Linked DNA regions of Homo sapiens: region 2 is linked to region 1. A link is an interaction called in ENCODE POLR2A ChIA-PET data of the cell type or tissue named here. Cell type or tissue: PC-9. All regions are shown on one strand.

Region 1 (4,000 bases):
GGAGACAGTATTGCTCAAGACTGAAAGTGGATGAGGGTTGCAAAGCTGTTTGCACAGTGCTTCTGAAGCATCATGGCAGCCTGGGGAATTTCCCATGCTGAGCTTGCCTGGAGTATGTGTGTGTATGCATGCATGTGTATGTGCATTCGTTTGTGTGTGAAGGAAGGGGAGCAGAGCTGCTGGCTTAGTCAGCTACCTTTGAATGCTTCTCCCTCAACAGGGGCTGAGAACCAGACCCCTTGCCTTTGTCCCTGAATTATATTAGCTCAGGGGTTCTTATGCCATCCAAAGATAAGGACATAAGAAGAATAGGGAAAGTGCCAAAAATTAACTGATATTGTATTTAATTAAGAAAAAAATAAATATAATATTTATAATATTTAAGTTTGAGTGTTGTGGAGAGATATATGCCTGTTTCATTTAGCTTCTGGCATACCCTTTATTGCCAGAGTTGCTTCATTTCTGATAGATTTTTATTGGAAGTAGTTTCCAATAGGTTGACTTCATGTTTGTTTAAACTCCCCATTTCCTGACTCTATCAGGCACTTTAAGAGAAAGCAAATAGTAAATTAGAAAGTAGAAAGGAGTCTGGAGGCCCAGCAGTTCCAAATCATCTTTATTCCATAATAGCCATCAAACACTGGGCAAGGCACTGAGTCTCTCTGGGCCTTAGTTCCTACTTTTGTAAAATAAAGAGCTAAGGTGAGTTCATTTCTGTCTTTTCCAGCACTAGCACTCCACAATTCTCTGATATGTATTAAGGACAATGAATACAGAAAGGTTTGAAAATCACGCAGATGAAGAACAGAAATAACAAACATGGCTGCAACTTAAATTTGTCAGTCAATTCAATTTCTTCAAAGTTTTTTACTAAGCATTGTCCACAGTATGGGCAGCCAGGGAAACAGAGAACAATGAAGAGGTAACAGATGGAAGAAGGTCAATAACTCCGAACACAGCTCCCTAGTGTGGGGATCCAGTGTCCCCACTGTGTAGCTGGACTGGCCTCCTCCCCTCAGGCTTCTTTCATGGTGGCAGGGTGCTCTTGCACATCGGGCTGCCTGTTGCTCTTAAGGACTGATCCTGCATGGAGAGGCCTCTGTGTCTCCAATCGTCAGCCTGTCCTACTGGTTTTAGCTAAAAAGTCTTACCTGGGCCGGACACAGTGGCTAACTCCTGTAATCCCAGCACTGTGGGAGGCCGAGGCAGGTGGATCACGAGGTCAAGCGATCGAGATCATCATTTTTGTACAAAAATTCAAAAATTAGCCAGGCGTGGTGGCAGGCACCTGTAGTCCCAGCTACTCAGGAGGCTGAGGCAGGAGAATCACTTGAACCCAGGAGGTGGAGGTTGCAGTGAGCTGAGATTGCACCACTGCACTCCAGCCTGGCGACAGAGCAAGACTCTGTCTTAAAAAAAAAAAAAAAAAAAAAAAGTCTTACCTAACAACCTCCCTTCCCTTCCCACCAGATTAGGTTCACCTATTAAATGCTAATAGCATTCTTTGCTTTCTGTCACACAGTTATGTAATTATACAGTGATTTTTCTGGTTATTTGATACCTATCTGTAAGCAGCACAAGGGCAGGGACCATGTTTGTTTTGTTCACTGCTCAATTCCTAGAACCTATTACAGGCCCTGGCATATAATATGCCTTCAGAAAATTTGAATTCAATGAAAAGGCGAATGTATGAGTCCCATCTTGCATATAAGAAGACAAAAACTCTTTGCCCAAGTCAAATTACTCACAAGTGAGACAACAGGAACACGAATCTGTTCTCACTGGCTCCGCAGCCTATCCATTCTCCATTCCTGGTGGCCTCCTCTTCTGTCTCCTAGACTTCGGTCTCCTGGCAACAGCACTGGTGCTAGGGGAGGCTGAGAGGGAGAAGCAGGAATAGAGACAAGGACACACTGATGTGACCTGGTCCCTTCTAACATGTCCTTCCTCTGTTTGTTCGCCAGTGCTTAGTATACGCTTCATGAGTATGCACTCGGATCTACTTGGAAGAAGACTGCCTATTTGCAGAAGGTCTTAACATACGGCTCCATGGCCTTTTCCCATTTGGGGAATGAGGTATTGAAGCTTTCAGAACTATGACTTCTCACCTGTCATCTACTTTCATGCATACCATGGATTCCAGCGCATGAACACTCATGCTGGAGATATGTGGTATGTGTATTTCTCCAGTGGACTCAATTCAGAATCACTTCTCATTCCTAAGGCAGCAATTCCATCTCTGTCCCAGATACTTGGGCTACGTAACCTGTGGCCAGCCTTTGATCCGCCCATGTGAAGCTGCAGGTCCATTTCCAAAGCCCAGGTGTCCTTTGCCTCCATTTCCTCTCTCTTGCCTGGAGCTACATTCCTCAACACGCACACTCCATCTGCTGCATCTGCTTACCTCCATCTCTCTTCCATGGCCACAGCTCCTTCTTATTTAATTTTTTTTCAAAAATCCATAAAGCATAATATCTCTCATTTAAGATAAACAGAATAAACACATTTTTTTGTCCAAACAAAAATTAGCTTAGCTGCCTTTCTTCACCTTACAATGTCATCAAAGCAAATTCTCAAAGACTGAGTGGCTCAAAGTACTTCGTAATGATTCTTTTCCTGATTTGTTCTGTTCATCATAACTCAGAGAAAATGCATTCCCAATAGTGTTTCCTCAACCTCCATTTACCATTTATTTAGAAAAAGCTCAACATTCTCTAAACCAGCTTGCAGTGCAGAGACTGTAGAAAGAGCTGGAAAGTTTGCCCGTGTGGAGAAAATCATTCCTTCTGCTCAAACTGCTATGGCATTCTCCAGTTTTCTAACAGAGCAGGATTAAAGAGGGTCTCTCCCAGGATTACACACTGCACCGCAGTGTGGGCTCTCCTCAGCGCCTGGTCATCCTATGCCCTCTGCAGGAGGACTCCGATTTGGCTCTACTGTATCGAGAGCTACCTGAAGTTATGCTCTTTCAATCTTTACAAAATCAGAACCTGATCTTGCGACACTGTTAATATTAGCTGTCATTAGCCCCAAAATTCCCATCTGTTTAAAGTTTAGGATTTGTTTTCATGCCACTAACTATCACTAAAAAAAAGTCTCTCTCTACTAAGAAACTCTGGTGCTTGGGAGACTGTCAAATTTGGGGGGGAAGTTCTGATAGGAATATTAATATTCTGATTTTAATTTACTTTAAGAAAAATTATTGGTATACATAATTAGTTACCTTCTTGTTTTTCTTTTGTTCTAGATCTTCATCCCAAGTCTGTATGTTTATTTGATCCCCCGTATTGAAAAGAAAACATTTGGAGCAGGCTAGATGAAAGCATAGAAAGAGCTGTGAGGAAAATAAACCAGATTGTAGGCCTAATTTTCTGCTACTTATTGTAGCTACTTACTGCAGCAGAAATTAGGCTACAACCTGGTTTATTTTCCCCACAGCTCTTTCTATGTTTTCAGCTAGCCTGCTCATGACATGATTTTTCAAGGCCACACAATAAGTAGCAGAAAATTAGCATGATCTGTAAAATAAAGAGGCTGGCCATGATGATACCTAAAATTTCTTCCAGTTCTGAATAGTATCACTTCATGCTTACTCCTAGGTCACCCCTCCCGGTTAGTATTTACTGCCTTTTTTTTTTTTTAATGTGTATTTTCTTTTTCTTTTTTTCTGAAACAGGCCCAGAAGATACACTGCTTTTTTTTTTTTTTTTTTTTTTTTTGAAGGAGTCTTACACGTCAGGGGTATTTCCTACCATGTCTTTTGTGGTTTTTGATGGTCACATGGATGGCTCTGTTGTATTTGCTTTATTCTCCTACACAGAGATCAATGCTTTTACATAGAGATCGCTCATGAAAGACAATGACATAGTTATTATGGTTCTATTTTTAAATTTCAGAAAAGGAGTTTTTTCACTGTCCCCTTCCCAAATTATTTATAACTTATATAAACAGTGTTTTCACTCTGTAGATTTTTTTTTTCAAATTCAGCATTAGTCTCTTA
Region 2 (4,000 bases), 88 kb after region 1:
AGGTAATAACAATACGAGAAGAGAGGGAGATAGAAAGAAAAAAAGTTCAGAATACAAAATGAGCAAAGCTGAATGATTGAATGGATATAGGGTTGTGGTGAGGATCCAATGAGATGATTTAATTAAAAGGGATTTGTGAGACATAAAACACTATTTTAAGGCTACTATTATATTATTATTCCCACCTGTCTCTCAGTGAATCTCTGAGGATTACTGAATACCAGAATTTCACTTTTAAGTGTTGTGTTATTCCAGCCTAGGCTCCTGAAACCCTCGGACATGGTGCTGGTTGCTACATGGCTCTAGACACTCAGATAAATCTTGGACCCCTGGACACCTTCGTCTGCATCCCCAGTGCTTAGAGGTGTAACCTTGAACAGTCATGCTGCCCAGTGTTCAGTAAGTCAGGGTCATTCTGGGAGAGGAACTGTGAAGGTGGCGGAAGTTCCCCAGGCATCACACATGACTCAGACCCATTCTGCCCCACCCGTAGCTTCCCCTCCCATCAAGGAGCTCCTTATTTTTGCCTCCTCTTGTTGTACTTACTGTGGAGGGCCGTGGAAGCCTTTGAGGACCAGAAGTCTTGAGGCGATAGGTTCTACTCGTGAATCCTTTGAATGCAAGGAACAGAAATCCTAGAAACTGGGAACTAGAAAAATCAGCAGCTGGAGCTAGTCTGGAGATCCTAAGTGTCATATGATCTGTCTGACATCTGCATCTGACAGAGTGCTCTGATCTTCTGTGCCGGCTGGCTCTTTACACACTCATCATGCACAGGACCCTGCATGGCACCCTCCAGTTCTATATCTCTCACGTGTATCATGACTGCTCATCTCTAACGTCCACTAACGACAGCCCTAGTTGTTCATTTCCAATTCCATATATTCTCATATGAATGGTCCAAATTGTCATTTGACTAAGGCCCCCAAGTCTAAGCTCACTGACTGGCCTATGGGTCAGGTCACCTGGGTTAGGTATTCACCAGCTACCCAATTACTTGAGGCCGCAAAATACAAGGTCATGTGTTTTGATGCTCACTTAGTAGGCACTAGAGTGAGAATTCTTCAAGAAAGCAATGTGACTAGGGCAACCATAATTCACATCCCTAATAACTGAGAAGCAACAGAGTGTAGCACTGAAAAGCGTAGACTCTGAAGCCAGACCACGTTGTTCAGACTTGGCTTCACCAGGTAACCTTGGGTAAATTATTTAACTTCTCCGTGTGCTTTGGTTTCCTCATCTGTTGAATGGAGATTATAATAGTACCCATCTCATAGTGTTATTATAAGGACTAAATGTATGTGTGTGTGTGTGTGTATGTGTGTAAGCCCTTCATGTTTAGTAAAAAATATATATAAGTGCTAGTAATCATTATAGGGATGGAAATCTGAAGCACAGAATAAGGTAAATTAAGAAGGGTTGTAGATGACTGGTTGTATAATAGCTGCCTGGATAGAGGGTGAAATTCAGCTAAAGTAGAGAGGGGTGGGGAACAAAAGCAAATATGTGAACACAGTAAGAATGAATTCAGAATTCATCAGTTGAAATTTGGGGGGCAGAGATATGGGAGGGGTTAGGGACATAGGAGAGCAAAAAGGAACAGAGTGGGTCTGGCTTAGGTGCAGACACGTGCCTCAGCAGCACAGACACAAGAAGCTTGGATATGCCCTTGTGGTCACAGCATCTTCTAAATGGGTCTTCAGCAACTCTGGCCCCTGGTCTGTTCCCCCAGCAAGAGCAGCTGGTCTAGGATAAAAACCTGAAAGCTTCCTGAGGAGTTTAAAGATATATTCTCTTGAGATATGATGTTACTGTAGATATCTAGACTAGATTAATTCATTAAATCATTCACTTATAGAGTAGTCATTTGGCACTCACCATGGGCCAGTCTATGCTGGGGGGTACAGCAATAAACAGAGCTCAGCACCCCACAGCTTACAGTGTAGGAGGGAACATAATATCCCATGAAGGATGGACAATGACGGGAAGACTTGCAAAGGAGAAGCAAAGTTGAAGCCCTGGGAAAGGGCTGAAGGAGCAGAGCTGACCTAGGCTATGGGTCAATCAAGGTAGGCTTCCTGGAGGAAACTACAAAGGCTGAGTGGAGGAACACTGGGACGGGAAGAGGGGAGAAGAGCATCTCAGGCACAGAGAACTGTGTGTTCAAAGGCCTGACAGCAAGAAGGAGAGCAGTGCTTGAGGAATGAAAGGATCCTAGTGTGGCTGGACAGGAGAAGGTGAGGGCGGAGGGGCCAGCAGGGCCATGCTGAGAGGCTGGTGCTTTTATACTTTGGGCAATGAGACTGAGCTTGTCACCCGCAGACTGGATGACTGGATCTCACTCAAACTGATGGATTTGACCTCTCCTGTTTTGCTGGGGACAGGAGCCAGGCACTCTGAAGGGGGAGTAGGGGTCACGGTACCATCAGGGCAGAGGAGAATTCAAGAGCAAGGTGGGTCTGTATCAAGAGCAACTTCTTGAACTTCACAATTTTGCTTAGGGGCCTTGTATTCCTTAAACCACCACCAGGAAACCAAAGCTCTGCATGGATGTGTTTTCAGTTTTTCACAACTGCACCCCATACAGCCTCAGAAATCTCTATTTTACTGTCCCACCTTAGTTCCAAGTGCCTCCTAATAGGCCCTACAGAATGATGCCAGTGGACTACCTGAAAGTCATTAAAATGAAGCAAACACAATTTCATGTTTCTCTTAGTTTCAGGCTACCTCTTGAAGAGGCAACAGACACAACTGAGTAGTTTCTCTACAACCCTCACATATGTATACGGTGTTGCAGTATCTCTGATGATGCACATCACTTGGTAATTGAAACGCTCAAATGATAAATGATTGGCTTTTTATTTAGCTAGGCTTTTTTTTTTTTTTTTTTTTTTTTGCAGGGCCATAGTGAAATATTTACTTAGCCTGCTGTCTTTTTGTGTGAACAGGATACGGTTTGCCCTGGCTTGAGGATGTGCTCTGTGTTGTTTGCTCATGGCACTGTAGAGGACTGTTCCTCCAAGCACTTCCTTCTCTTCCACAACCCATCTTGAAACCAGAGAACCAGCAGGACTAAGGATGGAATTGAAAAAAGTTGATGAATTTATGTTTCATCTTCCATCTCTACTTCTTCTCCTGGAGGTGTGAACGAATAATGAAACTGCTAAGGAGAAAGGCAGCATGAAAGAAGGAGGCTGCACAATTGGACCTTGCAAATTCAAGATCTAGATCATTAGCTGCAAATCTGAGTTGGAGGTGCTGAATACTCATTCACACGGTCGTGCTCATAGCAGCAGCGAGATTTTTTTTCTTGTCACGATGAACAGAGTGTCCTGACACCTTGAGACATTAGGTGCTTGCAGAACATAGTGTGAGGTGACAAGGGAAGGGACTTGCCCTTCACCTCCACACCACTCCAAAAAGCCCTACCATCGTGCAAAATTACATACACAATCTCATGCCACAAAATATAAACCAACCACTACATTTAAGAAATTCGATTTCTCCCCCTTAACTGTCCCCTGTGCTTTCTGAGCACATAGCATATTTTTCCCTAATCTTAAAATTTAGCTTTAAAGTTCACTGTTAAGGAACTAAGCAGTTTTTTAGTCAAGAGATATATGCTGGTTTAAGATACACAAAAACTTGAACAGTACTTGAGATCTTTTGAGAGGAATGAGCAAGAAATCAGATATTTGCCTTTTCATCTTCTGTAGACTCATACAGCATCTTCTACATAGCTAGGGACTCAAGAATGTTGAATCTCCAAGCTAAAGCATCTATCAAATGTTATTTACATAAATAGAGCATATGGAGGGAAGCAAAAAAGTGGAGGGGTATTCAGAGAGGTGATAGCTCTGGAAAGGAAGAATAAAAAATTTCCAAGGAGGCAACAATTCCTACTGTCTGCCAGTCTGTCCAGGAGATTCACTAGACTGGCCACTCCAGTTCTCCCCAGTTCGGTTGTGCTCCAGGGAAGACAGTGTTAGAGGACAAGAAG

Evidence for each region. ChIA-PET counts read pairs that join two places held together with the same protein. Peaks named below come from ENCODE experiments on the same cell type or tissue, not always from the same donor. Only the 100,000 strongest peaks of a DNase experiment are listed, where the experiment ranks them.
Region 2: POLR2A ChIA-PET joins it to region 1 with 6 read pairs; 2 of 35 experiments call an interaction of 5 or more read pairs at or near these places.

The regions. Positions count from the first base shown.
Region 1 is chr12:26,089,131-26,093,130 of GRCh38, forward strand. No RefSeq gene overlaps it. Among named protein-coding and RNA genes, the nearest start is that of BHLHE41, 34 kb to the right of the region's middle. In PC-9, no CTCF peak of the experiment used is centred here; a DNase peak (open chromatin) is centred at 2,191; H3K27ac peaks cover 2,399 bases.
Region 2 is chr12:26,177,048-26,181,047 of GRCh38, forward strand. It overlaps a transcript of SSPN not described here. Among named protein-coding and RNA genes, the nearest start is that of SSPN, 17 kb to the right of the region's middle. In PC-9, no CTCF peak of the experiment used is centred here; no DNase peak of the experiment used is centred here.